Linked DNA regions of Mus musculus: region 2 is linked to region 1. A link is a loop called in an ENCODE intact Hi-C map of the cell type or tissue named here. Cell type or tissue: gastrocnemius. All regions are shown on one strand. Links, peaks and the distances in the headings refer to the core of each region. The heading gives the core; the rest is flanking DNA.

Region 1 (4,092 bases), core at 1,086-3,585:
ATTTATCTTACATTTTGATAGCAAGACTACTTAAATTCTTCAGAAGAGTGCTGTAGCTCCACAAAGACAACCTCAGAAAGTCCCTTTAAAAGAAGGCCTAAATGAGCAGGTGATGTGGATGCCAGAGGTGTGATTTTTTGTTTCTTCCAATTCTATGAATGCCTTTCTTCTTGCATTCTAATATTTACACTTTTGGGGGAAAGGAGACCGAGTAGACAAACTGACCTGGAGTGTAAGCCAGGCTAGCATCTCTTGATCTTCCCACCTCTGCCTCTTAGATGCCAGGATTATAGGTGCAAGCCACCATGCCCAGCTATGCTACTTTATTACACTGAAATGGCTGTACAAATCAGCTCCTTTACCAGCAATTCCTACATATACCTATTCCAACTAAACTTCTAAGCTACAGGTCTGCTCATCAGTGCTGACTGACAAATGCGCACCTTAAGCTGTAAGTAGCTAACTTTCCACTCTGTTTGGAGAAGCAGACTGAGGCACACCTACCCCAGACTTCAAAGTCTACTTAGAATAGGAATTCAAGAGCTAGCTGAGGCTCTAGCACTGTAGTAGAATATGTGCCTCCAGTGTACACAAGGCCATGGGCTCAAACCCAAATGTGTGTGTGTGTGTGTGTGTGTGTGTGTGTGTGTATGTGTGTGTAAAAAGTAGACTTAAAACATCTTCTGATTGTAAAGAAATACACTTAACTTGGTGATTCAAAAAGCAATATGGCTCAGTTGAAGGTCAATAGACTTGGGAGTCTAAAAGTTCTATGTTTCAAATTTAAGTTTAAAATAATTTGGAAAAAAGGAAAATTCAAACAACAATTCTTGAGTCACGGAGCCACATTTGAAACGCTCGATTACATGTGCCTCCTGGCTACAGGAGGACAATCTAGACAGAACCATTCTATCCCTGGAGAAACCACTGAGCCATGTTCTGAATTACTGGTACCTTGATTTCTGTGAACTTAGACGCCCTTGTTTATAAAACGTACATTTACTACAACTGAAATCAAAATATTCAAAACTTAATCGAGTAATGTATAAAAGGCAGAAAACATGTTTATCTAAGAAGGAATATACTATTAGTACAAGCTCTAACAGGCATGTGGTTCATACCTGTCACCCAACATCCAGGAGGCTGAGGCAGGAGGTCAAGCTTGGAGAGGCCAGCCCAAGCCTGTCTCAAAATACAATGCCCAAAAAAACTTTCCTTACAAGCAATTAAGTGTGAGTGACCCTTCCGGGTGGATCATGAGAATTTTAAGAGTTGGGCAGAACGGGCACAAATGCCAGTGTAACAAACAACCAGGAGAGGTGCTGGTGCTCACGCTCTGCATTCCTTTAGAAGCCCCAGAAGACAGAAGACGGGCTCCTCCAAACATCCCAGGCTCTGATCACAGCTATTTTTAAAGGGTCTTAAAAGATTACCAAAATGTCTTTCTGGAACTGTATATACTGTCATTAGATGCTACCAGCCCCCACCCTACAAGATCTCGACAGTGCTAACAGATGCTAAAGGAACACGATCTTGTCACACAAACGCTTTTTCTCATAAGCATCAAAATAAAATGCTTGAAAAGCACATGCAAGTTTAAGGACAATACTAAGAGAGCAACTTTTTAAAACAATAATCAACGAGGCCTCACTTTTAGCCAGGCTGCCGCGTATCTCGCGTCTCGGTAAGCATGAACTCCGGTTGGCCCTCCTGGCCAGAAGCATGTCCAGGGACTTTACCCTCTTCAACAGCTGCTCCCAGGGAGCCAGGAAATTTACTGAACCCAGTCTTTACTGCATCCACAGTCAGCCTCCAACGAGGAGCGAACCAACAGCCCCCACACCAGTCACAAAACCAGGTCAGAGTTGCTATGCATGCATGCGCTGTGTGGCATAACTCAAGTTCCCAGGGTCCCAGCCGATACTTGGAGATGCGGGAGCGCCACGCACTCAAATCTGAACAGAGCAGTGAAATTTTGCTCAAAACCTGACTTTCTTTTGTACTGTTTTGTTGTTGTTTTAAAAAAGAATGTTATTCCAGAATGGATTCCTTTTCTTCCGGGTCTGTCTGCTCCTACTAACTCTCTGCCACAACCAGGGTGCCTCCCCTTTCCCAATGCCCCACCTCTTGCCACATTTATAAAAAAAAGAAAAAAAAATGGCACATTCCCTCTCCCCTAGCTTCTCCTAGTAAGGCCTGGAAACTGGAGGAAATTCAAATCAAATTAGTTGCACATTAAAAAATAAACAGACAAGCAATCAAGGGTGCCCACCCAACAAAAGCCCTCGCCAGTTCCAAAATATGATTAAGCCTGGGAGGGAAGAGGGGGAGGGGGACTAGCCGGGATGGAGATAAACGTGTGCATTTTTGGCCCCAGCGTCAGCCTCATCGCGGCCAAATTCTACATTTTGTTTAAAGAAAACGCTGGGCCTGAGAGAAAAGAAAATAAAAAGTTGTAACTTTTAAGGAAGTCTGCAATCCGCACTGTCTGGATAAAATGCCAGTGCTTCCTTCGTCTGGGATCGCCGGGTGGGAGCCGAGATTCGAAAAATCTCCAACCCCAGCCGTTCTCTCCGGGAAGGCGCCCGGCCAGCGGCGCCGCCCGGCGGCCCAGCCAGGTCTCCCGGGACGCTCGCAGAGTCCCCCAGGCTCCCCAGGCCGGGCGCTGGGGACGCTAGGCGGTCACGGCCCCGGGCCCCGGGCCCCGCTTTCCGCGAGGACTGACAGGCCCTTCCCACGGCAGCTCGTTCCTGCCTGCCATCCGAACCAGACGGTCCCCGCGGCCCGCCCAGCCCGCCCGCCGCCTCGGGGCGCGGATTCCACCCGCTGGGTCTCCCGGCCGCCCCACCCCCGGCAGGGGCGCCCCTCGAGCCTGACCGACTGACCCGCGCTCCGCTGGCCCACACGCACCGGGTCGTCCTCTGCTTCCCGCCGCGCCCCGCTCCCCCGCCCGAGCCTGCAGCCGCCTGGCTCGCCGAGTCCAGCCGCGGCCGCCGGTTCCCGCCCCCAGCCCGGGGGGAGCCCAGGGGGCAGGACGGGGAGGGAGGACGTGGCGCGCAGAGGTGGCCAGAGGCGGGCGGGGAGTGTCCCCAAGAGGCCCCGGCGGGGGCGGGGGCGACCGGTCGCCCAGGGACCCTCCCCGCGAGCATCCCGGGTCCCGGGTCACAGCCCGGCACCCCCAAGGGGGCCAAGGCAGCCCCGAATCCCAGCTCTGCGCGCACGCACGCCCTCCTCCCTCCACCATATGGAAATCTACAGCCTCCCAAAGTGACACGTCGAAGATTCCTCGGCCTGGCCGCGCGCCCTCCCCCTCCCAGGCAGCGGTCCTGCCGCGGGGATCTGGGCGGGGGAGCGGATTCCTCGGAGCGACGGCCCGGGGAGGAGGGGAACTGCGAGCCCCGCATCCTCCGCTTTCTTCCCGAGCGAGCGGGGGCTGGAGGGGTCGCCCCCTACCCGGCCGGGAGCTTCGGGCAGCCGAGCGGTCGGGGCGCGACCGGGACTCGGCAGCCAAGTTTTCCTCGGGCATCCCCGAGTGCTCCGGGGCCGGGAGCGCACTCGTGCAGACTCGGAGTCCGGCCGGGCTCCGAAGCGCAGGGACCCGAGAGCGACTGTGGGTGGCACGTCCCCCGGCAGCCCGCCGCCGCTCCCGCACGCCTTACCTCCCCTCAGGCTGAAACGGGGCTCCGGGTGCCCGCAATCCGGGTCGCCCACGCCGTCCCAGCCAGCCGCCCGCGGGATCCCCGCCGTCCCCTGCGCCGCTCCCGCCGCTGCTCTCCGCCGCCTCCTCCGGCCGCCGCCGCTGCTCAAATAACTACCAGGAGGGTTTGATGGGGGATTCCGCCATGTCAATGATGTCGGGACCACATGGGGATTCGGGCCCCGCCCACTGCCGTAAGCCTCCCAGTACACGCGCAACTACAAGAGCAAGCTCGCGGTAGCTCGGCGAGGCCTCCCTTTACCATAAGCCAAGCCAGGCTACACACAGCGGGGCTTCTCTTGTCTGAGCTGAAGAGAACTGGGAGACTCTGAATGAGATTCTGGAATCATCACTGCAAATGCAGTATTTGCTCAGTAATTACTAAAGCTGACTTG
Region 2 (4,092 bases), core at 862-3,361, 94 kb before region 1:
ACTGATAATAGCATTTATAAGGAATTCTTTCACAGTCCTATCAGAAAGTTACAATCACTGGCCCCAGGTTAAAACAATACATACTGCCAGGGAGTGGTGGCGTACGCCTTTAATCCCAGCACTCAGGAGGCAGAGGCAGGTGGATTTCTGAGTTCGAGGCCAGCCTGATCTACAGAGTGAATTCCGGGACAGCCCGGACTACAGAGAAACCCTGTCTTGAAAAACCAAAAAAATAAAAAGATAAAACAGTACATACTGGGTATCTGTCCTGGAAGGGGACTGAGCATCTGCTGGGAAAATATCAGGCACTGACAGAACCCAGCCCTGACAGAGCCACTCTGCCCCCATGTGATAAGGCAATGTGCACAACAACCATGCCTCTCCCGTCTCCCAACCTGTACACTGGACTAGACAATCCGTGCCTCAGTGTCTACCGGCCTCGAGGAAAAGACTCTGCTAGTGAATTTTCAGCTGCACGGCAGTAAGCAGCTTGCTCGGCAGGAGAGCTCAATCGGGTTAGCACGTGGGGGACAGGTGGAACACAAACAGCTATGCATCCTTCAGTCCATGGTTGGAGAAAAAGCGTCTCAGGGCCGCGGCATACTTCAACACTTAAGTCCTTCTTCCCTATTTCATGAAGCCATACAAATCTAAGAAGGGAGAAGTTCAAAAGAAACTAGAAAAGCAAACACACATACACAAACAAAATCATTTGGTGGGACGCTACCACGGAAGTCCTGTGAGCTGTGAAGATCCAGCTGAATGGTAGAATATTTACCTAGTTCGCGTGAGGCATGTGTCTTGAGACCCAGCATAGTCCAGATTCTCTAAAAGCTAGGTTCCTTTTGGCTTCGAGTCTCCCTGGTGGAATGAAATTCTCACAACAGCTCTGGGTCATTCAGAAAAATGTCAAGGCATGGGGCTAGCCTGGGCAAAATAACTGCCTGTTTCAATGCTGAGATTTTCAAGCCACAGAATCACTTCAGCTGATTAGAAATATCTTACAAAGGCCCAAAGCAACTTCTTGTATAGAAAAATGAGCCCCCATATCCTAACGCTGGGTAGAAAGAATCATGTTTAACCGATAGTTCCCAAATAATGGAAAACAGTCAAGTAGTCGATTCCATACTCAACACAATGAGATAAGTAAAAACTACAAAGTCAATTCAGACTCCAGTAACTTCACTGTCAAACCACCTGTCTTAGTCAGGGTTTCTCTTCCTGCACAAACATCATGACCAAGAAGCAGTTGGGGAGGAAAGGGTTTATTCAGCTTACACTTCCATACTGCTGTTCATCACCAAGGAAGTCAGGACTAAAACTCAAGCAGGTCAGGAAGCAGGAGCTGATGCAGAAGCCATGGAGGGATGTTCTTTACTGGCTTGCTTCCCCTGGCTTGCTCAGCCTGCTCTCTTACAGAACCAAGACTACCAGCCCAGAGATGGTCCCACCCACAAGGGACCTTTCTCCCTTGATCACTAATTGAGAAAATGCCTTACAGTTGGATCTCATGGAGGCATTTCCTCAAATGAAGCTCCTTTCTCTGTGATAACTCCAGCTGTGTCAAGTTGACACAGAACCAGCCAGTGCACCACCTAATGGTTTTAACCCTGTCCAAATTTGGCTTCACTTGGGCCCAGGCAGAGTTTGCTTCTGAAACACTAAGGGGGAAGAGGGGTCTCTCTGCCAGGTTTTAAGTTTGTCAGAGAACAATTTCTTGTTAATGTCCAGTTTACATTGAGGAAGTTGAAATTATAGTCTCCCTCCCTCAGCCTGTGAACCCCAGTTACGATGCCGTTCACTGCAAGGGGCAATCTTAGTTCCCTGAAACCTGCCATGGAGTTGTTGAAAAGAGATGGCAGCCAGTGCTTCACCTAACAAATACTCTGAAAGGACAAATGCTTTGGAAGAAACAGTAGGTTCTGCAGGCTGAGCCACGGCCTGGGGGAGGGGACAAATGAGGAAATCCAACGTGAATCCTGCTCAATGGTGTCATTCAGAGTCATGGCGCACAGTGTCCGCCAATGACACCATTCCCACACTCTGCTGGAGGAGAATGACAGAGCGAGGGAGGGCTGAGGAAGAAAAAACAAGGGAGAAGGATAGTTGCTCGCTGTAAGGGACTCTGAGCTTCAGTATCTGTGTGGTTCTATGGTCACTTCTGTTTCCCTCCACAGGCTGCTGTCACTTCAAGGTCTTGAGCCACTTAACACAAGTTAGCAAAATAATGTCATTGTGAAAAGAGAATAAAATTGTTCTGGACACAATCATTAGCAGTGGAGCGCCTTTAGACGGTGTGTTTAGTGCAATAGTGCAATAACGATGCTTTCTAGGCAATTCAATCTGGTTTTGCTCAAACTGTCATGATAATCACCTGCCTTTTTTTTCAGGGCTCAAAACATGAAAAATTCATCATGAAATGAGGGTCATTATAACAGTCCTTCAAAATTTAAAGATGCTTCACTGGGAATGTTGGTCAATGGCAGAGTGCTTGTATAAAACACTAGGTTCAAGCCTGAATCCCCCAGTGGTTGGGGAGGGGGAGGGAGAGGGAGGGAGCAGGAGGGAGGAGAATGGATGTGCACAGGAGCAAGTCAGGAAGAGGACGAAGTGACTAAGTGTTTCTCTAGAACAACCAACTGGCTTTGAGTATTAGTGTGATTTAACATTCCGGGGAGTGGAAAGCAGGTTCACACAAGGTAATTACACTCTCACTAAAACAGTCAAATGTAAAGGACTCACACTTGGCATAGCACAAACTAGCCAGGAGTCCACTCAGTAACCATGCTGCCCCGGCTGGGAGCAGGGTGGAGTAGAGCAGTTTCCTGTCTCTGCTGACGTCCTAGTCTAATCTAAGGGCTAGGGAAAGCCTGGCTTCCATTACCAGCCTATGCTGTGCCCCCTCTACCTGCTCCTCGCTAGCCCAGAGCAAAGTCAAGGTGGACGACTGGCAGCGGCCCAGAAGGCTGGCTCTAGGAACAGACAGACCTAAGGCTTTCCAGGAAGTGGAGTGTTTGTTTTGGCAGAAGGCTTCTGCGGAGAGCAGAGAAATGGCCCAGATAAAGAGATGGCATGTGTGGACAGGAAGGAAGGCTACCTGCCAGCGCCTCGGCTCAGCCGGGGACACGAAGAGAACGAGATCCACACTGCCCTGTATTAATTCCTGCCTGGACGCCAAGGCCAGAATTCACACTGATCACTGAGGCCCTTTCCTCTGACAGCTGTTATACAATTTTGTCTGGCCAAAGAAGAAAAACTCTTCGGTTTCTGGTGTAATGGGTACAGTGCGGTCTCCGAGGGACAGAATGCTGTGCCCTTTGGTGGCCCCCTCCAACACTTATGATTCATAGTTCACGGAAAGTATTGAGAAATATTCCATCAGAATTGAATCTGCTTTCACAGCGTGTTGTATGTTTCCTGTGTTTTTCTTCCTTCGTTATCACCAAGGACATTCCCATAAAAACAAAATCTTTTCCCCCCTAAGCAACCATATTCTTCAACATTAATCTGTGCTCGGCTTCCAAGCTGCTGTTTAATGATGTCATACAGAGTTTCTTTTTTCAGTTATGCCATAATGATGCACAGAGGAAGTTATGTGGCAAATCAGCTAAAGTGTAAACAAGAGGCTGACCTCAGGATGATTTCAGAGTTTTCAGAAAGGGCCAGCAAGCAGTTCTAACCTTTTCTCACTAGCAAGCAAGGAGGCGTCTGCTCAGTCCCAGAATCTACATTGAAAACTGAGGCAAGGTAGGACACACATGTAATTCCAGTGCTGGGGGGTGGGGAAAGAGACTGTAGATAGCAGGGCCACTGGAAAGACAGCCTCGCCTAGGCAAGCCCCAGGAAAAGGTGGGGAGACCTGCAGAATGATACCCAAGCTTGTCCCATCGCCTGGGTCTGCACACATGGTCACACACAGCCACAGATATCTACTAGCACCCATGTGAACATGCAAGCACACAAACATACACACACACGTGAAGGGAAACTGTCCCTCTTGGTCCCAGTACTCCACCGCTGTACCCCTCCTTTCCCAATAATGAGAATGAAGTCCTAACTTGTAAGCTAAGTCTAACCATGATGCTGGGCAAA

The links. Hi-C counts contacts between places; a loop is a spot of excess contacts. Peaks named below come from ENCODE experiments on the same cell type or tissue, not always from the same donor. Only the 100,000 strongest peaks of a DNase experiment are listed, where the experiment ranks them.
Region 2: it touches region 1 in a loop (2.5-fold over the local background); 2 of 42 quality-filtered maps call a loop at or near these places.

What each region holds. Positions count from the first base shown.
Region 1 is chr3:27,707,461-27,711,552 of GRCm38, forward strand. Fndc3b (fibronectin type III domain containing 3B) reads right to left here and starts at 2,992. Exons shown (of 26, transcript NM_173182.3): 1 at 2,886-2,992. In gastrocnemius, for the core only: a CTCF peak has its summit at 2,604; DNase peaks (open chromatin) are centred at 1,810, 2,365, 2,702, 3,003 and 1 more place; H3K4me3 peaks cover 2,500 bases; H3K27ac peaks cover 2,500 bases.
Region 2 is chr3:27,613,691-27,617,782 of GRCm38, forward strand. The region is part of intron 3 of Fndc3b (fibronectin type III domain containing 3B); the gene reads right to left. Among named protein-coding and RNA genes, the nearest start is that of Mir3092, 31 kb to the left of the region's middle. In gastrocnemius, for the core only: no CTCF peak of the experiment used is centred there; DNase peaks (open chromatin) are centred at 2,008, 2,582 and 3,024; H3K4me3 peaks cover 647 bases; H3K27ac peaks cover 884 bases.